Linked DNA regions of Homo sapiens: all the other regions are linked to region 3. Evidence: read pairs that join two places in POLR2A ChIA-PET (ENCODE). Cell type or tissue: CD4-positive, alpha-beta T cell. All regions are shown on one strand.

Evidence for each region. Peaks named below come from ENCODE experiments on the same cell type or tissue, not always from the same donor. Only the 100,000 strongest peaks of a DNase experiment are listed, where the experiment ranks them.
Region 1: POLR2A ChIA-PET joins it to region 3 with 41 read pairs; 7 of 35 experiments call an interaction of 5 or more read pairs at or near these places.
Region 2: POLR2A ChIA-PET joins it to region 3 with 13 read pairs; 7 of 35 experiments call an interaction of 5 or more read pairs at or near these places.
Region 4: POLR2A ChIA-PET joins it to region 3 with 12 read pairs; 6 of 35 experiments call an interaction of 5 or more read pairs at or near these places.
Region 5: POLR2A ChIA-PET joins it to region 3 with 19 read pairs; 5 of 35 experiments call an interaction of 5 or more read pairs at or near these places.

What each region holds. Positions count from the first base shown.
Region 1 is chr13:74,285,818-74,289,817 of GRCh38, forward strand. LOC105370259 (a long non-coding RNA gene) reads left to right here and starts at 2,253. Exons shown (of 4, transcript NR_187797.1): 1 at 2,253-2,402. It also overlaps a transcript of KLF12 not described here and the pseudogene RNY1P5. RefSeq lists enhancers at 1,072-1,572, 1,895-2,189 and a silencer at 1,268-1,327. In CD4-positive, alpha-beta T cell, CTCF peaks have their summits at 1,258 (motif pointing left) and 1,462; DNase peaks (open chromatin) are centred at 1,314, 2,204 and 2,844; H3K4me3 peaks cover 1,700 bases; H3K27ac peaks cover 3,206 bases.
Region 2 is chr13:73,700,648-73,704,647 of GRCh38, forward strand. All of the region lies in intron 7 of KLF12 (KLF transcription factor 12), which reads right to left. Among named protein-coding and RNA genes, the nearest start is that of LINC00393, 41 kb to the left of the region's middle. In CD4-positive, alpha-beta T cell, no CTCF peak of the experiment used is centred here; DNase peaks (open chromatin) are centred at 1,934 and 2,264; H3K4me3 peaks cover 1,109 bases; H3K27ac peaks cover 3,760 bases.
Region 3 is chr13:73,764,056-73,768,055 of GRCh38, forward strand. It overlaps KLF12 (KLF transcription factor 12), which reads right to left. Exons shown (of 8, transcript NM_001400136.1): 6 at 883-945. Among named protein-coding and RNA genes, the nearest start is that of LINC00393, 100 kb to the left of the region's middle. RefSeq lists enhancers at 1,936-2,436, 3,430-4,000. In CD4-positive, alpha-beta T cell, CTCF peaks have their summits at 3,754 and 3,963; DNase peaks (open chromatin) are centred at 1,696, 2,196, 3,246 and 3,856; H3K4me3 peaks cover 1,134 bases; H3K27ac peaks cover 2,897 bases.
Region 4 is chr13:73,713,699-73,717,698 of GRCh38, forward strand. KLF12 (KLF transcription factor 12) reads right to left here. Exons shown (of 8, transcript NM_001400136.1): 7 at 1,670-1,827. Among named protein-coding and RNA genes, the nearest start is that of LINC00393, 54 kb to the left of the region's middle. RefSeq lists an enhancer at 1,231-2,430. In CD4-positive, alpha-beta T cell, no CTCF peak of the experiment used is centred here; DNase peaks (open chromatin) are centred at 1,983 and 2,353; H3K4me3 peaks cover 1,199 bases; H3K27ac peaks cover 3,918 bases.
Region 5 is chr13:73,983,347-73,987,346 of GRCh38, forward strand. The region is part of intron 2 of KLF12 (KLF transcription factor 12); the gene reads right to left. Among named protein-coding and RNA genes, the nearest start is that of KLF12, 150 kb to the right of the region's middle. In CD4-positive, alpha-beta T cell, no CTCF peak of the experiment used is centred here; a DNase peak (open chromatin) is centred at 1,775; H3K4me3 peaks cover 1,022 bases; H3K27ac peaks cover 2,714 bases.

The DNA.
Region 1 (4,000 bases), 520 kb after region 3:
TCATGCTTTGTAACATGCTCTAAAAGAGGTATAAGCATTTTTCTAATAATTCTCAGCCAAGCCCTGAAGCCAATGCACTTCTTTTCCAGGCTCATACCTCTGTTTCCAGCTTCTACTCTCCTATCTCTTCCTACAGTATTTCACAGGCCCTGAGTGCTCAAGTTGTCTTTTTAGGCACAAGAAATCCTCCCATACACACACAAAATTAGGACTACCCTCTCCCCAACCACTACTCTTAGCTCACTCTTTCTATCTTCCAAAGGATAACTGAAGATAAACATGATGAACAAATTCATCATAAAATGCTGAATGTTGATAGCAGGGTCATTTTACCTCTTCTTTTTTTCTCTCTCTTTCTCTTCTGTCTCTCCTTTCCTTTCTTCTCTTCTTTCTAAGAGGGTGTGCCACACTGAAATGGATGTGAGGTAATGTATACAACGAAAAGTACAGATAAAAGTACAAATGTGTTAAAACTGTAATATGATTAAAACAAGGTAGGATGTCACTATTCAAATAACACAGGATGGATGGAGAAATTATAGAAGAAAATCTAAGCTAGGGAAGCAACTGAAATTCATGACATTTCAAAATATTGAGCTTCCAGGAAGACAAGATGAAAAGGGAAACAGTAAAAAGCGTATTCAGGATAGACAAATTTTCTCTAATGTAATTGTTAGAAAAAATTTTCATATGCACATTCTTGGTGCATAAATTAGAAGGCAGGTAATACCATCCATGCAGTCTTTTTTTAAAAGTAGGGATAGCCTTCATATGGGTTTGTTAAAAAATTGTTAGCACTGATAAAATACAAGCTGACATCACGTTTACAGGGACTCCTAGGTAATTTGCATTTTTAAAGTGAGCTCTGATCTTAATCCTGAGATGACTTACAAAATCAGCATCTGTGGTGTTAGGACATGGAGGCTGATTTTGTAAGCAGAGATCTTCATCATCATAATAATTTTATGCACTTGCTGTGGCTTTGCACATGTATTTTCTCATCGTGAATGGATTCAGTGTGCCTTCCATGAGTTTTATGTCTCTGTCTGGTTTTTGGAATGGGGACTCAGTAAATGGAGGTAGAGCCTTGGAAAGAATAGTCCAGAAATCATTTAAACCAAGCTGTAGCTATCATTTTCATGTCCCTTTGAAGGAGAAAGCCTCAGAATTATTTCACATATAGCCTCTCAAAAATATTTTAAAGTAAGCTTTATAAATCATTACATGGCTCTTTCCTAGCCCTGGTCCCAAAGGTCTGGTAAGCTTTAAGTCCCTAGTGACACCTGCTGGGCAGACCTCGGCTCACTGCTGCAGGCTTTCCATCAGCCTACCTCTTCCTTAGCATGCAAAGCTGCAGGCCACTAGGTAAGGGGCTGGCTGCCGCTTCCACAGCTTGCAGCCCGTCTGCTCATTGCTCATGCAGGTGACCTCTGTCGGCAGAATCGTGTGCCAGAGTCTCCCCAGTGCTCTCTCGGGGAAATGATTTCCAACCTGTCCAGGCCCCAAGAAACAAACAGGGATCTATCAAAGTTGAGAGAGAGAGAGAGAGAGAGAGAGAGAGAGAGAGAGAGAGAGAGAATCCACCTCTATCCACCCCCAACCCCAGCCCCAATTTACTAAGCTGCTTCTTTGTCTGAAAACTCGGAGGTGAAAGATGCTACTTGAGCCGTATGTTTTGTTCAAGCACAAACCAAATTATGCTATACTTGCTTATATCTGAACATATTGGTTTATCTTACATAGAGTTTAATTGATGCAAACTTGAACTTCAGTATGTTAGATTTTCAGGGAAAACACCATCCCTGTGATTTAGATTGCTATGTTTTTCTTTGAACAAAGCAAAGAGAAGCAAGGCAATTACACCCCTGCTTCGGTTTATTTCCTTCATATTCACCAACCATTACAAAAATAGTGTTTAACCTCTTGTAGTATGACCTCTTGTGTCCTCTACTGTCCAATTGCACAATTTCTTTCTGAGCCAACATCTGCATCCTTGGACAGAGCAACTTGTGTGCAAAGTCCATGTTAGCTGATCAAGCATGGCTTTGTTTGCATTTATTCACTGCTCATCCAGCACTGCGTAAGTGGTTTTGCATATTAACTAAGTGCACAGTAACCTTCCTTTACCTCCTTAGAGCTCCACCCCCCTCCCACCCGGCCCAGGGAAATCAACACTGTTACTCGCTGAGGAAGCTGCCAAGGGGTTGCCATGGCAACTGTTCTGCTTTCAGCAGCTACTTTTCTGGTTTGAAGGGGGGAAGGAAAAAAAAACTGGGGAGAACTAGGCGGCTTTCTGATCAGAGTTCAGATAAAAAGGGTCACAGTAATTTGTGGGCACTGACTAAAATAACCCAATGGATTTGAGAGTTACCGCAAAAGAAGCAAACAGACAAACTAAAGAGGTAAGTCTAGTGGAAGGCAAATAATTAAATTATTCGGTAGTGGTCTTAAGCTGAAGCATTTCAACTCTATATCAGTCCAGCTCATCTAAGATGCTATTTTATGAGTCTTTTCATTTTTGTCCAGAGCCAAACACAGACGATGAGTTTTATGGGATTATAAACGGCAGACAAGCGAGGTAACGGGGTAAAACAGCAGCAGAGTGGGACTCTCTAACATCTGAAAGTCATTTTCCAAAACTTCATTCAGCACAGGAACAATGCGGCATTCAGGCAGAATGAGCTGAAAATGTGGGGTGCTCCAGGTCAAATCAGCAACTTCTGCACTCCTCTCAACAGGGTGGGGAGTGGTTTGCCAAGGTAGGGCAGGAAACAGTCTGATTTCAAAGGAAGGGCTAGGATTAGGCAGAAAACCGTGAAGAGTCAAGAAATGGAAGCCTCCGCAGCCTAGACTGGTGGGTTTCAGCGGCATACAGAGAGCTGTGCTAAAAGCCGCTCTAGACAACTTGTTGGTGGGATTTTGGCAGCTACCCAGAAAAGAGCTGAACAGTGATCCTTGGCTGAAAACTGGCAGGGTGGCGGCAGGGCCGGTCATGCAGCACTAGGGGAGTAGAGCCTCACCCTTCCTGCCTCTGTTCTGTCAGTCTCCCCAGTCAGCACCTGCTCCCCACTGGTCAACAAGCTTCCTGGCACTCCTCTGCATTCAAGCTTCTCTTGCATTATTTATTCACTTTAAGGAATAGCAGTGATGAAAACGTAGTAGCCGAACCATCCTCATCTAAGCTACTATTTTCTGAATATTTATAGCTTTATTTAGAACCTAACAACAGCTACAACACCCAGATAAACTTAAAGGAATTTTTATATATTTTTTCTATTTTTTTTAAGACTAGTCAAGTGCAGTAGTGAGGAAGGGGGAAAGGGTAGAACAAAGAGTTCGATCTGTAATTGACTGCGAACAATCAATTTTGAGATAACTCACTACCTTTGGTCCAGCCAGTTAAAAGGAATTTTAAGTTAGAGAAGCCATACAAGTACAGACATGGAATGGGATGGTAACTAAATGAGAATGTCATGTCGTTCTGGTGACATCGTCGTTAATGTGTGGTGACACGGTTATTAATACTCTCAGTGGAGTAGTAAGGGAAGCTCTAAGCTCTCAGAGGTTAACACCTCTTTAAGGACATGCAATAGTGGAACAAGGAATCTTGAGTTTGGAGCAGAGAGAGCTTAGCTACATGCAGGCAGCAACTTGTTTCTTACCTGAAATACAGCCATTTCGGCCCAACTCCATATTATGGCAGAGTTGACAGATTTATAGTCAACATTCTGTATTCTTTTGTCATTTCCATCATTTTATTTGTCTTTGACAAGTAGAGAAATTTTGAGGTAGAAAGTAATAGGTAATAAGGGAAGGGAAAAAATGTAAATAAATTCCCCAAACAGGAAATGACCAAGGCAAATATACTCTACAGCAGGATTCAAAATTTTACATTCTATATAGAATGATTTTGACAGATGACAATAGACAGTGAAACAGAAGTTTAAAGAGAGAAAATAAAATAAGGCCAAAGACCCAAAGCATTTTATTTAGGCAAAGT
Region 2 (4,000 bases), 63 kb before region 3:
GGGAAGAGAAGATGGCTACTGTGTCCAGCCAGAGAGCTCAAGAGAGACCTGTTTTCATTATATACGCCCAGTGCCTAGTATTTCATTAAAAAAAACAAAACAAAACAGGAAAGAAAGTCTATAAGTGCTCTCTTTAGACTAGTGAAATTTTAGAAATGGATACCAAAAATTTGAGTAGCTACTGCATTGTGTTTTAACAGGACACTGTATCTTATGTTTGTGCTTTGAAGCAATTTAAAGCACACAATCTTATAAACACATTAAGACAGCAGAAACTAACTTCATGATGAGAGTAAAAAAACTAATTAGAAAGATAATTAAGTTTGTAAGATATCCAGTAGTATGTGTAAATGAGCCCTGAAAGGCTATCATAAAGAACAGAATTGTCTTTTTTGTCTTCTTTCCTTTAAAAACTTGCTAGAAAATAGAAAGCTAAATATAATTTTTAAGAAGTCAGCAGCAGGGACAGAATGGTGAATTTTCCATGAAAATGTTCCTATGAAAAGAGTTGGCTGGGACAATAAATGGAGTCAGACCCCTCCCAGGGCCTGGGCTGCTGCTGCACCTGGGCGACTCTGCATCAGGTTGAGCAGTGGTGATCAGAAACTTGATTTCTATTAATTTCTTTAGAAATAATGCATTTCCCCTAAACTCATTTGAATTAGAATTCTTCAAATTACTTGAATTCTGTAACACACATAAGAGGAATGTGCAAATGTGTTATTCAAAACTATTTTCTCTGGAAATAAGCTAAAAATAAAGACAGCCTACCTACCTTCTTTGCTTCTTTTGTCTAACTCACAAGTACACAGTCAACCTCTTTTGACAATAGTCTTTAAAAATGTGTTTTATGTTTTTCTGAATAATCTAAAGTTTTGACTTTACTTTGATTTGATAATCTTTGATTTTGGTTTCTTATATTAAATCTATGAAAGAGCAAACTTACAGAAAAAGGTATTGTGCATTTCTTTGCCAATAAATCTTAATAAGTTTTTTTTGTTTTTAAGTTGAGACATTACATTTTTGATGTAAAGAGAAAAATCAAAGGACACTAGTTGGGTAACGGGTGGCTAGCTGGGTGATACCATGCCAGTGCTTGGTGTATAGCTTATTAACTTCTAGGTCTTCAATTCTGAAGGGATGGTCTCTATGTCCCATGATAAATCCTTAGGCCACTTCCAGGTTTTGTATTTAAAAAAAAAGAATATGACCATTTTCACCACAACCTGTGCTTCTCCAGTTCTGTGAAAAACCTGGACTAAACTAGGAAAACTTCTGAAAAAGAAACGTGTTAACCAACACTAATAAGAAGAGCATCTGTTTTTTAAAGTGAAATAGTCCTCTAAATGTTAAAAAAGACGACATACCACACACACACACAAAAAAAGGGTGGGGGAGGTGTGGTTGTTATTGTTCATCCTGAAAACTCTGTAACTCCATTTCGGAGTTCATGTTAAATACAACTTTCTATGTATATGCAGCATATAAAAATGTAGGTATTATTTAAATAGACTAAGTGTTCTGGGAAAACAAAAACTCACATCAGGGTTTTGTTTTGTTTTTTCTTGAAATAACCAACTGATGGATTATGAAAACGGCTGTCTCTTTCAATTTTGGTTAAAGAAAAGGATTAAGAGTCACTAAGTGCATTTCCATGACATTTACCCAGCAGAAGGCAGAATAAAGTCTAAAGAAAACACCAGGTATTGAATGGATTCCCAAAACCCACCAAACAAAAATAACTTTTTCAGGTACCTCCCATTTCGCCATCTGAAATGCTGAAAGGTACATGTGTACTGAGACAAAAGACAGGTGCCCTTTCATATTAAAATGACGTGTGAGCAACGCACATAAGAGGAATGTGCAGTTTGAAAAAGCCTGTGTTAAACAAAACATCCATGTTCTCATCAGCTTCTCTATTATTTTCTCAAGCAACTGAAAAGGAACACCTTTTGCAACAGGAAGCACAGGCATTTTCTTAGGTTCAGAAGTGCATTTCTGAAACGTGTCCCTGTTTAACTTTTATAAAGTTACGGGGCCCCAGACACTGACAAATGAGCTTCATTACATTCAAGGCTCAACGTATTTGCTGTGACAATCTGTTTCACTTGAGGAATGGTATTTGCATATGAGGAAAAAAACAAGAATCAAGATTCCTATCTTGTCTTCTGGTTTCTGTTACATTAGTTCATGAAAGTTCACAGAATCTAGATCTGGAAGGAAATTAGGTACCTTCAAGATGAGGAAACTGAAACCTAGAGGCGGGGAAAGAGCTGAGATTACAAGGCCCCTGACTTGTCTGCAGACAGACCAGGCGGCTATACCTCTTCATAGTTTACGGCAGCATACAATACCACAGGTTTTGAAATCTGAAAGAGCACACAGCCATATACAGGCTTAGTCACCTATATGAGATTGATCCAAGGCCAAAAAGTTAAGCTTTCTGAAAGCTTCCCAGTTTGAAAGTTTCCCAGTTTCCTCATCTGTAAAACAGGAATGCCATTTACTCCTGCAGCACTGTTGGGAAACTCAAAAATACACACACTACATACCTGGCAAATAATACCCACTCAATAAAGGATATTTTATATTTACAAAATTCAGGGTATTTCTGTTTTTATAAAGAAATAAAAATAATATAAAGTTAAAAATGGATCCTGTTTGCTATTTTTTCAGCAATTAATTATAGTTTTGGGGTAAGCAGATGCCAATCCTGATGCGATTTTCTTAACATTTTAAAGTATAAAGGTACTTTATAGGCCAAGCAGACCAATCTATTCCATAATGTCCATTTGGTCCTGTCAATTCAATCAAATAAGTAATCAATATGCCAGTCTCCATCCTACTGAATTGCCTGGACTGAATTAATTGGCTATCTTTTTCATTAGGTATTATGAAGACCAAGTGGGTTCCTTCTTTCCTCCTCTAAATAATACTGCATATTCTCTAATAAGTATTGTTGATAAAAATTATATTTGCTAAAGCATATAGTACTTTCCATGTACCATACTTTGCTCTAAGAGCTTTATGGATATTACCTCATTTAATTTTGATAACTTCCTAAAGAAGTCGTTGCAATAACTAACCCCACTTCACCCAGTGTCGTCACCCAGTTAGCATGTGTCTCAATTGCCACTCACCCTGCCTCTCAACATTTTAAATTAGTGCTGTCATAAACCAGGATATCTGGTCAGAACTGGGCACGGAGACTGCAAATGTGAGCTACTACTCACAGGACAGACAATAGTGTTAACAAACACAGGCTAGCCCTTCTCACCCAGAAATCCGATATAAGTGAACTAAAATATCCCATAATAAAAGTGAACTTTAGTGTAAGTAAAAAGTTCAAGGTCAAAAGACAATATTTTATTTGGCTGTTCTGAGTTTTCATTTCTACGTAGTGACCTTTCTTTTCCTATGTGACTGGTTACTTTTTCCTTGGTTTCTTTTGCAGAGACCTCTTCCTTTACCTGTTGCATAAACGTTTCCAAAGATTTTGACTTAACTTCTCGCGTGGCAGGTGTTCCTCTTGGCTCATATGTCTTCCACTACAACCTATAAGGGAAAAGACTCCTAAGCAGCTATACCTCAGTCTCTCTCCTAAGCGCCAGAGAGGGAGACAGGACATTTCCAACTGGTGGTCTGAAAGCATCTTCAATATGAGCAAAACTTGCTCAGCATTTGCCACCTAAACATGTTCCTCTTCCGGTTTTTCTGGAAAAACAGTAATTCCATCTACTCAGGTACCAAATCGTCAATGTCTCCAGTTGGAGAGATTTCTTGGACTCTTCCCTCTGTGTGACTCCCTGCCTGCCCCACTCTGATAATTACATCTGCCAGTTCTGCCTTCTAAAATCTATCCAGCAATCCTCCCAGTTTATCCCCACAGTGGTGGTCTACCTTGCTTTAGGTCCTTTCCACCTTTTACCAGGACCAGTTTCTAATGATTCTGTTTCTCCGTCTTGCCTCCTATGCACACCAATTTATTGTCCATGCTGTA
Region 3 (4,000 bases):
ATTTGGAAGCTCAATCTTTGGTGATCATCTTCCCATACTTAAAAAAAGGCATAGTTTTAATCAAAATCTCATTCTAACTATAATTCAATGAAGTAAAAATGGAATTTCCATTCATCTTTGAAGTAATACAGCCACAGTTCATTTTTTTCTTTTTAGTTTTTCTTTTTTTTCCTTAATAACACATTATGTGTTAAAAGGTTAACTTTGTGGAATGGAGTAATATAAACAAATACAGATATTGAGCCCACTTTTTTTGTTGTTTCGCATGAAATATTTGTGAAACACTTTAAATCGCTTCTCTAAAGAATCGATAAGCTATGTTTTCTGGTTGAAATAACTTTTCAGGTTGTTTCTGCAAAATTCCATCTATATTTTTGTTCAAGAACTCATCAGTTAAAGAAGATCTTAGTACTCCCCAAATTAAAAAAAAAAAAAATCCTGGATATTTAAGGCTATGGCAAGGAAAAAAAAAATCACTGAGTTCGTTGTAATCCCCAAAACTAATGTAACAGATTCATTAACTGTGGAAATCTTCATGAGGAGTTGAAGTTGGTATCTGAGAAATATCTGGGTCTATGTACCTTCGAAAAAAAGGAAAACATTCTTTAAAATAGGTAAGAGTTTATAATCTTGGGAACTTAGATCATATCTGTCAAAAAAAAAAGTTACACTCAGGGTTTTTGGTGAATGAAGAGTTTGGGCTGGAAAGGAACTCTATCAATATTTATTTCGAACTGTCCAGAGGAAAGGAAGACCGCATAGTCCAGTTAGCAGGTATGTACTCTGTATAGAGAAGTAGGACTAATTCTCTTAATTTTAACATAAGCCCTATTAAAGTTTCCCGTAAGACCTACAAATACTCATATTAGACTGTATACTCACCAAGGAAACTTTTGATTATTCATTCGATTGCCCCGGACCCTTGATACTGGGGACGGATGTACCCTGTAGACAGAGAAGAATAATCCAGTCATTGAAAAAGCATATTCCCAATTGCAAATTTAAAAAAATGGCATGTTTTATAAATAATTTCTTTTAGAATTGCTTAATACAAAATCCCCAGAACTTGAACCCCTCTTAGTAAATGATGCAATTAAATTCCTACGCCTGCAAATCTGTGGTCCTTTTTTCCTTCTTAACCACTCTCAAGACAACAGGTCTGTCATAATGTTCACTCTGAAGACTCCCAGAGGCAGGACTGATGCATTCATTCAGTCCAACAAAAGTGACTGAATACCTAACCCTTGCCAGGTACAAGGGTGGGTAAAAGTTATCTAAGGTATGGTGCCTGAGTTCAGTGAGCCCTCTTTGTACCTGTTCCCATGAGGGTGGGCACAAAGAGGTGTCTAAGTGCCCTCTCCTTCACTCTACCACATTTAAAACTCTAGGAAGCAAACAACGTTATTCAAATGTGCTGTGACAGAATCTGCAGGCACAGGGAAGGAAGGAAGGGTGAACAGGTACTCCTAGGAGGAGTACATTCTGGAAGTGATGTGCTACACTGGACTTTGAAGAAAGTAAAGTCAATTCAAAATTTTAGCCAGATAAAGGAGAAGTGAAGAATATATTGCTTTCCAAGCTTCCAGGATTGGACTTATCCACTGGAAACAGCTTAAAGCTTCCGGGAACTGCTGTTATCTTCTAATCAAAGCCTAGCTAGTAAACCTCCGCCTCTTTGTGGGTCACTAACCGGCAAAACAATACGCCCTACTTCCGGCTGCCAGCTTCCTGTTATGGTCTGTCTTTAGCCAGGATTTGTGAGATCCAAGCAGTCTTAGCTTGTATTACCTTCACCCTTTATGCTTCATACATTGCTCTTATTTACAAGAAAAAAAATGGGGATATAAAACTGGTCTTAAAGTCCAGTTAGAACCAAGGTTTGTAAGAAACCCAGTTCTCTGTAGTTGTTTAATAAGTGAAAATCATTCCAAAACAGATAATGCAGTTCCAGCCCCGCCTAAGGGCCAACTGCAGTCTTTCCCTAAACCCAGAGCCAGACTGCACTTTGCACTCGGAAGGCTTATTTCTTCCAACATCCCTTATTAACATTCTTTTCCTCACAGCGCTTCTCAATGGCTGCTGCAGCTGAGCTGCTCAGCACAGATTTTCTGCTCGGCATGGGGGAGGGGGTGTTAATTATGCAGAAAGATGGAGAGAGGCCAGACAGCCCCTCTGGTGAACTGTCTCATTCAAGCACGGCCCACTTCCTGCTGTTTTGCAGCTACAAGGATCACCTGTTGGTCTCGGCGTCCAGCCAAACTGGGGCCTAGTGGAAATGACAGACTCAGCTAGAAATGAAAGCCAGTTCATAATCCAGTATCCTAAATTGGACAAAGAGGGGGAAAACGCAATAATAGTACATAAAAATTATACGAAAGGCAGCAAGCGTAATTTTTTCCTCTTTTATTCTTTTACTTTTTTACTTTCTGTCTGCTTGAAATACAATCCTTAAAATGGATATTTGAGCCAAAAAAGTTCTCCCCAGTTAAAGCCCCCTGACCTAAGAGGAAGTGCAGGAAATTCTCCTGAACTTTCCCTATACCCTCACTGGGGTATCAGAATCCTAACTATTTAAATAAAGTTTAATCAGCCCCAAATACTCACAGTTCTTTAATTTGTTCTCTATCTTTTACACATTTACTTTTTATATTGTCCCCTCCTTAACCCTAGGAGTACAAAGAAACTATTTCATCATGAAAATTCCACTGGGTGAAGTTTAATGACAGAAGTATTCTCTTATTGATGCTGTTTATTGCATATATTAGTGAAGAAAAAGAGAGTCTGTTTAATCCATAATTACAACATTGTCTAGGTATTTGTATCTTTTAGGAAAATTTCACTGATCCATAGATCAAATACTGCAAATGGAGAATTTCTATAATGGTTTAGCAGTCTCAGGAAAAGAATTCCTTAGGAAAGTCTTTGGAAAAGAAGTCCTGATTGTGTATATGAACAAATAATTACAAGGTTTCCTAAATTAAAAAGGTAAATCAACAAAGCTTTATTTCTGTCCTCAAAGGGAATAAGTACACTGATAACTTGGCACATACTTCATCTGATAAAGTAGACCATAAGCCTTGCACTTCACCAACCCCCTATATATTATTTCTTCAAAAGGATATGGCATGTTTTTTTGAGCTCAGTCTTTAACCTGTGACACTTTTTGCCATCTTCTGCCTTCTTTCCACATATAGAAGCCAGGCAGGTAGCAACGTCAAAACCTCTGTAGGAGAAACCACCACCTAATCTGCATGTCATGCATTATTCATGACCTCCTGATTCTTGCACCTGCATCTAGGCAGGAAGCTTGCAGGGAATGTTCATTATTCTTCCCTTAGCCTCACACAGGCTCGATTACTGCTAAGCCACTTTGTTCTGTAACTAAGGGGTTCAGGCCTTAGTACTAACTGCTGGATGTGGAAAGAAAAAACACCACGCTGAACAAAAGGGCAATCTTGGTTGTTGTGTAACATGTATTGAATGTGCTCTTCTGAGACTGACAGTTTGTCAGGTAGAAATGCTCACATTTGGTGATTTACATTACATAGAAAACAGGGAAGCTATACCATTAGGGCCATGTGTACCAACTGTTCTATTTATATACACTTACTCATCTGGAGCAGAGAGCATGTTTATAATTTTACCCAGTGCAGAGCTTAATTTAGCTTTCTTGCTAAGCATATGAGAACTTTTTAGATGACTTAATACAAAAACGGCTCTTTCTTCTTTGGGTATAAGCACCAAAGAACCTGACTCTCAAAACCTTGCATCTTAATGACTGCCATTTATAGTTAATCAAGAGAATACCATCACTCTGGTTTTCAATGTTTTCATAAACCTACCTGAGTGGCACCCCCTGGTGACTGGAGGTGGGATGCAACATCTTGATTCCCAACACAAATCATCAGCACTCATGAATTGCTGGGGGAAGGATACTGGTCCCACTTTACTATCTGCACCACAGAAAAGCTGTGATAACTTAATGCAATCTTATCATCCC
Region 4 (4,000 bases), 50 kb before region 3:
TATGTTAGAATCTGTAAGATGCAATCCTATACTGCCATGGAGTTAAATCCTTTAATAGTACCTGATTAAAAATTTTCCTCTCTTTCACTGTTCATCACTTGGGTAAGAGGAGTGGAGGTGTCTGTGTGAAAATGAGGCTAATATGTATTCCAGAAAACTCAAAGAGAATAGGAATAACTCAAAATATGTGATGATTCATTGTAGAAAGTCATTTTTTTAAAAACAGAAATGCTCCTATAAAGTCAGTAATATGGTCTAATCATACTTCCTGCCATGATCTGTGTTCACTATCTACTGGTAGGATGGAATATACTTACTCAATTTCCATGTCTTCACACTCATTCTTTGCCTTAATGATAAAGGAACTGACTTAAAAATAGAGCCTAAGAAACAGATAAAAACCTCTCTTTGGGAAGCTCAGAATCGTAGAAAAGGAAGAATCTAGAATAAGTAGAAAAGAGAGGCTGGGTGCAGTGGCTCACACCTGTAATCCCAGAACTCTGAAAGGCCAAGGTGGAAGGACCACTTGAGCCCAGGAGTTCAAGACCAGCCTGGCCAACATAGTGAGACCCTGTCTCTAATTAAGTAGGAAAGGGAAAAGAACAGGGAGCAGAGAGAGAACATGGGCTAAATGGAAAATGATGCTAATTTCAATTATTTTGATACCTAAGCTGGGAGGCAGTTTACAGAGTACAGTTCTTTTCACATGTCTGAGATGGGAATCTGTTACATGTGAAGCTTCCAGTCAGTGGCAGATGCTGTCAAGGAAAGACGCTGGACTGGACTTGCTTGCTGTGAGCCATGTTTTACCGGGAATGTGTGAATGAATTTCCCTGCTCTATCGGCTTCTTTGGGCTTCACGCAGTCCAGTCACCACTCTTCTTAGAAGAAGTGGTGGAACTGTGGGGCCCTCTTCCTATCTTCAGTCTCTTGCCAGGGCCTTGCACTGGAGGCATCCTGGAGGAACTGGAAGCTCAGGAAGCCAGAGGATGCCAGCTGAGGGACACAGAAGGCAGAGGATGGGGTGGGCAGGGGCTAAGTGCAGAGTCACCAGTTCATTTCCTAGATGGATGGGGGAACAGTGGCAAAGGCAGTGAGTCAATTGTGGTATCAATTTCCTTTTCTGTAAACTGTCAATACTAAAACTCCTCTCCCTATATAAAAAAAATACCAGTGTGAATCAACTGGAGTTATGCCTGAATGTTTGTAAAAACTTCCCACAATGCTACGTATCTGTCATTTTTTATTTTTCAGTTGTTTACCTATTTGCTATTTGGGAGAGAGTTTTGAGGAGAGCAAAAAGCATAATCTAAAGGAATGGATAAAATACTAACTTTAAGAGAGAGAATAATTGTGTTCAGCTTCTTCTTTGATGTGCCACGTGGACATTTTTTAAAACTGATAGCCTATATAATGATTAAGTGGTGATGCTGACTGTGAGAAAGACTACTAGATCACTATGTTCCCAACATTTTAAAAGCTCAAATACTTCACTGGTTTCTCAAGTTTCTCTCTTTCTCAAGAGAGAGAGAATACATTCCGCCTAGAAGGAGGGAACTGGACTTGAGAGGTACACAGGATGAATGAGTACGAAAGGCTCCCGAGGTAAGTGGCCGGCGCTTTATGGACTCTCACTGGCTCACAGGTGAGAAGCCCTGCAGAGCGGTACCTGTATGTGTCCTCCGGTGAGCCTTCAGGTGAGAACTTTTTGTGTACACTTTGTTGCATCCCTCAAAATCACATCTGTGGATACGCCGTTTTCTGGAGTCTGGGGATTCAGACCGTCTCTGGCGTCTTGTGCTCTCAATACTAAATGGTGAAATTGAACTGGAAAAAGAAAAAGTGGAGTTACACGGTGAGATGCACACCGCCCCATTTTGGTTCTGGTGGCATGGGAACATTGTCTCAGACACTACAGCTTCACAGACTCAAGGCCACCATGACCACAGTTCTTGCTACCACTATCTTGGGCAGATCTCACTTTTCGAAACCTGAAAGGCAGGCAGCATGAGTTATTTCCGGCAAAACACTCCAAGGGAGAGAAAGACATGCTTCAAACAACAATAACAAAAACTGAAAGTAAATGAAAGCAGTGGTAGGTGAGTATTTCCTCATTATCAGAAGAAACAATCTGGTAGGGGTAAATTACCATCTCACAGTTTTGAATTTCTGAATATCCTGATAGAGAATATTTTAAGAAGGCTTGCTATAGACAAATGACAAAATGATACATTTAATAAGTAACAAGAGGGTCTGCACTGCATGTGACAACATAGAAACTCCTGTAAAATCACAAGGTACATTTCTAAACAAGGGAGTCAGGCTGAAAGAAATGACATCAGTAACATGAATCATGACAAGCTATTTCTGTTTGGTGAAACGCACCTGACATTTAACTTTTCTAGTTGGAGTTTCTTTGTGGTGAGGAATAACGTGCATTGTCTTTAAAGATTAGCTGTACCACCATTATAAAAAAAAGTTTTAACTAAGAAATTTGGCCCTAACTTGCATATTGTTTAATCTGAATGCCCCAGTAGAAAAACAGGATTAGTTTATAATGTCAGGTAATTGACTAACATGTACTTAAAAAAATCTTAATCTCTTTTGATTGAGACAGAAATAATATGACTCATCTTTTTTAGTACCATGACATTCTTTAAAATTACAGTGAGATATGATAAAAAAGCAGTCACTCATATTTCTACTCTACAAAATGTACTACAGTTAATATTTTGACATATTTTCTTCCAGCTTGTTCACATTTTGATGCTTTTAAAAATTAGTTTTTATTGGTAAATCACCTCTTTTAAAAGTTGAACATTACTGATAAAGATCAATTCCCCCCTTGTTTTCCACCATTATCCTGGTCCTTTCTCCTCCTTCCAGGGAAGAGCCTCTATCCTGAGTTTTCTTTACCTCTTTCCAATTCTTTTAAATTATGTCTACCTATACAAATCTGCATTTACAGACATTCATTTTTTTTGTGTGTTTTTTAAGTCATATGAATAATATCATGCTGTTTATATCATTCTGCAAATTGTTTTATTCCTTTTTTTAATTCAACATTTAACATTTGAGATTCATCCATGTCGATATAAATGCCATAATTCATTTATTTGAAGTGCTATATACTTATAACTTACCAATTTTAAGATCTATTTTTAAAATATTTTAACCATCTCCAAAATCAGAATGCTTCTTAAAATTGATGGCTTATTACAGTTTTACTGGCATAACTTTTTTTATTAGTGGTACATAAAGTAACGGTGCATTTTACAATTGAAGACATTTTAACTTAGATCGGGGGTCAGTGAACTTTTGCTGTAAAGGGCTAGATAGTAAATATTTTATTTCAACACCGAGGGCCACACAGTCTTATGTTGTAGCTAATCAATTCTGCAACTGTATCATGAAAGCAGCTATAGATTATATATAAACAAATGAATGTCGTTATGTTCCAATGAAACTTTGTTTACAGAAACAGTGGGCTGGCCAGGCACAGTGGCTCAAGCCTGTAATCCCAGCACTTTGGGAAGCTGAGGCAGGAGAACTGCTTGAGCCCAAGAATCTGAGACCAACCTAGGCAAGAAGGAGAGACCCTATCTCTACAAAACAAATAAACAAACCAAAAAACAGTGGGCTGTATTCTGTCCTTGAGCTGTAGCTTGCCAACTATGGAATTAGATGAAACATGGCAGGAGTCCAGTGAATATTCATTGCCATTTCCCAAGTGACGGACATATAGACTACTTGTAATTTGCACTTTCATATTGCTCCAGTGAATTTTTTCTGAAAGTCTCTTTCTGCACACGTGTCTTCAGATTTCAGTGTACCTTCTCCCTTTTACTAATAAATTAGGCAAACAAAGCTTTCTGTTAGGTAAGGTCAAATATAAACAACATTTATCTACCTGTGTCTCAAACAGTTTTATGCAAGATCTACCACAGTAGAATGAAAGAACATATGTTATGTATGGCCAAGCCACTTTTTTCAGCTTTCT
Region 5 (4,000 bases), 220 kb after region 3:
AGTGATGTCAGCACGGACCTTTCACTACCCATCCCATTCTTCTCTCCAGTATCAGTGCCTTCTGGTTCGTGAACCTCTGTCTGAATTAACTACATTCCTGCTTATCGGGTGTTCTCCAGCACCGTGTCCTCCCAGTTACTGCCTGCCAATCTTGCCTCTAACTTACTCCCAGCCTTTATATTATTCATTCATATTCTGCATACAAACTATTGCTATCATTCTTGCTCATAACTTTGCTCTAAACTTTACTATCTGGACAAGTCCCTGGTGTCCCAATTATTCACATATTTCCATCATGTACAAAATCAGAATCCTCCTTTTCCTCATATTATGTTTTCTCTTTCCTAAACTCTCAATCACAAATCCCTGAGGCCACAAAGCCCTGGCCCCAGCCTGACTGGTCTATGGCATTATAGACAGGCAGTCAAGATCCCAAATCCAGGGAGCAGAGTGGCCTCAACCACAACAGACAGCAGTAACTGAGTCAAGTACCATATGAAAAAGCAAGAAGAGGCCACAAATAATCTTGCAGGTTCTCAGAGTCGTGCAGAATTCATAAGCAGTGAATCCAGGCAGGTGGTATTCTAGGGCAGATGAGCCTTCCTCATGTGGAGACGTCCATTCATGTGACAGCACTGTCCTCTCCACTACAAGGGTGGGTCCCAGGAGCAGTGCTTCAGACAGAAATGGGAAAATCAAGGAAAGAACAGGAACCAACAGAGGTCTATAATCCTCTATAAGATCCTCGGGTGGGGAGGACAGCAAGCAGGTAGAGCTGCAAGTGAAATGGCAGAGAAGAGGCAAGGAAAGACTTGGTGGTGGATTTGAACTATCTCAACTACATGTCTACATTTTCAGAACTGTCTTCCCTGCAGCATGCCATCATTTTTGGGTTATAAGAGCCACCCTGGCGGGACTCGGGGCAGTAGTGAAGCACCTGCCGCATGCATCTCACACTGGGAAGGTGCAGCTCACACACACTGTCGCCTATGTGCCTGCTCTCCTCGCTGGCACAGGGAAGCGGCTGGTCCACGGGATTGCCTTCATCTGCTTATTTTATTCATAGGCCATGACGCGTCTTGCTCAGGGAAGGGTGCCAGCTTCTCCCACAGTTCCCTGGCCTCTCTGAAGTTAGAGGCTTATGATCAGTGAGGGTCTATGTGGACTGGCATGTGCCCTTGTACATCCAGTGTGGCCTTCCTCTCCTGCGCTCCACTCTCATCCTTCCTTCCCGACTGCTAGCCCTGGTGATTTCAGCTCTGGCGCCAAATATATAGAAGCAACAGCCATATATAATGTGCTTAACTAGTTCCTACCATCATAGGAGGTCAAGTCCTTTTAAGTCCCATATTCGGCACCTTTCCCCTCATTCTGTTTCTCTTTTCACACCCCAACTGATACAGAATTTGGCACCAGAACTAGTTCCAGAAAAACAAAACGTTACGGATTCCTCCAGTTTGAAGATGAACTGTAGCTGATGCTGTTTTCCAGAAATGTTCACTACAGTATCTCCAGTCACATGTGCTCTTCCAGAATGTTTCCACTCTCCCATCAAGGGGTGGGGGATATGTCCCCTCCTTTTGAATTAATGAGCCTGTCTTTATAATCACCTGGATGAACAGAATATGGGGGAAATCACATGGCATCACTTCCAAGGGTGACACAGCTTCTGCCTGGTGTTATCCCCCCACCCACCTTCCCCAGTGCGCAGCTTTACTGTTAAGGAAGCCTTGGCCACATGAAGGCGTTGCAGCCAACAGACTGGCTGAGAGCCAGCACTAACTGGAAAACATGTCGACGAGAGTCTTCATGATTGCAGTCATCCGCCTTTGAACCTCAGCAGCCACTGAGCAGAGCAAGGAGAAGCCGACTCCACCAAGTCCTACCCAAGTAGCCACTTCAAGAGCAAAACACATACTGCTTTTGCTTTAAGCCACTAACCTGGGATGCTCTGTTTTGCAGCAATGGATGATGAAATCGTGGTTGTCACAAGGTGCCCAGATTCCAACTCTCAGTTAAAAAGGACACTCAACTCTCAGTTAAAAAGGAACACCTACCCTTCAATTTGAGTGCACATGATTGAAAACAGGGAAAGGGATTACTCACGGCAGAAGGGTGCAAGGCCGACAACCAGTGATTATCACAGTGTGCAACATTAGAAGGAGGCTTTAAACCAGGCTCAGGGTCCCAAACCCCAGACTCTGTGTAACTACCATCCCCTTTTTACTTACAGTCCTGGCTCTAACGACTCTCCATGTGTTTGCTCTCAATCTTCCAGCTTCTCATTGTCAAGCGGCCTTTCATTTTCCCCTAGATGCCAGCTATTAGCACTCTAAATTAAAGGAGTCATCCCTGAGATGTGAAGCTATTAAAACTGCAAAAGGCCCCTCTCACAGATTTTGCTCCCCTTAGACTCTCTGCTGTGTGAAGACGGATGAAAAGAAAAAGCTATACAGAACTTTTCCTCACTTTGATAACAAAAACAATCAAAAAAATTCCCCCAGAAAAAGTTCTTTGAAATCTAAAGGATCTCACTACCCTGAAAGAGGCAACAGCCCTAGCCTATCTGTTAATTTCAATAGATAGCTGCTGGCTAGGTATTAACTAAACTTTAAATACAGCTCCGGAGCCACAGCTGCAAGAGATACAGGATGTCTTAGTAAGTGTATGGGTTGTAAGTAAGTGCATGCTATCACCTCAAGAGCTTTTAACGAGATAACCAAACATGTTTCCTGAAACTAGATTTCAGTTTTATCAGATACGCTACAAATAACAACATTCAAAAACAAAGGAAAATTTGTTAGGCCAAAAGGTCTGATGAATTCTAAAAGTAGTTCATCTAGCTTTGAAGGCACATAAAACCATAGTATCACCATGTGAAACTGTGGTAAACAATCTACTGTTTGCAAAAAATTAGATATTTATTAGATTTTTTATAATGGGAAATTTTAATATTATCACTTGCTTCATTTAGCTGCAAAAGTGATTTGAATGGACTTTTTTCTTCCAATCACAAGAAGGAAGAAAATTATATTTTGATTGACATAAATCATAATTTGCTTGACTATTAATGGAATTAGCAAAATGAGAATTCTTTCAAAATTCCCAACCACATGTTTATGACAAAGGTAACATGTACCTGCAATCACAGTCACTTACGTTTTTGAAAACCTGTGGCTGGCAGAGTAATGGCCCCCTAAAGATGTCCATGTCCTAATCCCTGAAATCTGTTAGGTTACATGGCAAAGGGGAATGAAAGTCACAGATGGAATTAAAGTTGCTAATCACCTGACCTTAAAATAAGGAGATCATCCTGGATTATCTAGGATAGGCCAAAGTAATCACAATAGTCCTTAAATGTGAAGGAGGGAGGTAGAAGGGGAGAACCAGAGAGATGGCAGTACCAGAAGGACTTGGCCCAAAGCTGCTGGAGTTGAATGGACCAAGGAACCTGAGTAGGCTCTAGAGGCCGGTAAGGAAATGGAATCAGTCCTAGGACCTCCAGAAGGGAATATAATCCTCCCAATACTTTGAGTTTAGCCCAGTGAGACCATTGGACTTCTGACCACCAGAACTGTAAGATAAATTTGTGTTTTTTTTTCAAAACCACTAAGTTTGTGGTAATTTGTTACAGTGGCCATAGAAAACAAATTAAAAGCCTTTAATAAAAATAAATTCACTTTCATATTAAGTGTCTTGCTCTAAAAGCACAAATAGTTGAAGCAGCATGTTAAATATGAATAATCAATTGATTCTTAAATTGGAATTTTGAGAAACTTACACTCCATTAGACTATAAGATACACTGAAAAACTGATTACGTGTAAGACACAAAAAATCACACTTCTTGAGTCAATAATTATTAACATTATTAAATAAAATTCTTTAGAAAAAGTAAGAAATTCTCACCTAACATCAGCTTAAGAGAAGGGAAGAAGCTGCCTTATTAAAATAATATACAACTGTTGATACATAAAACTATATAGATATTATACTTCAAT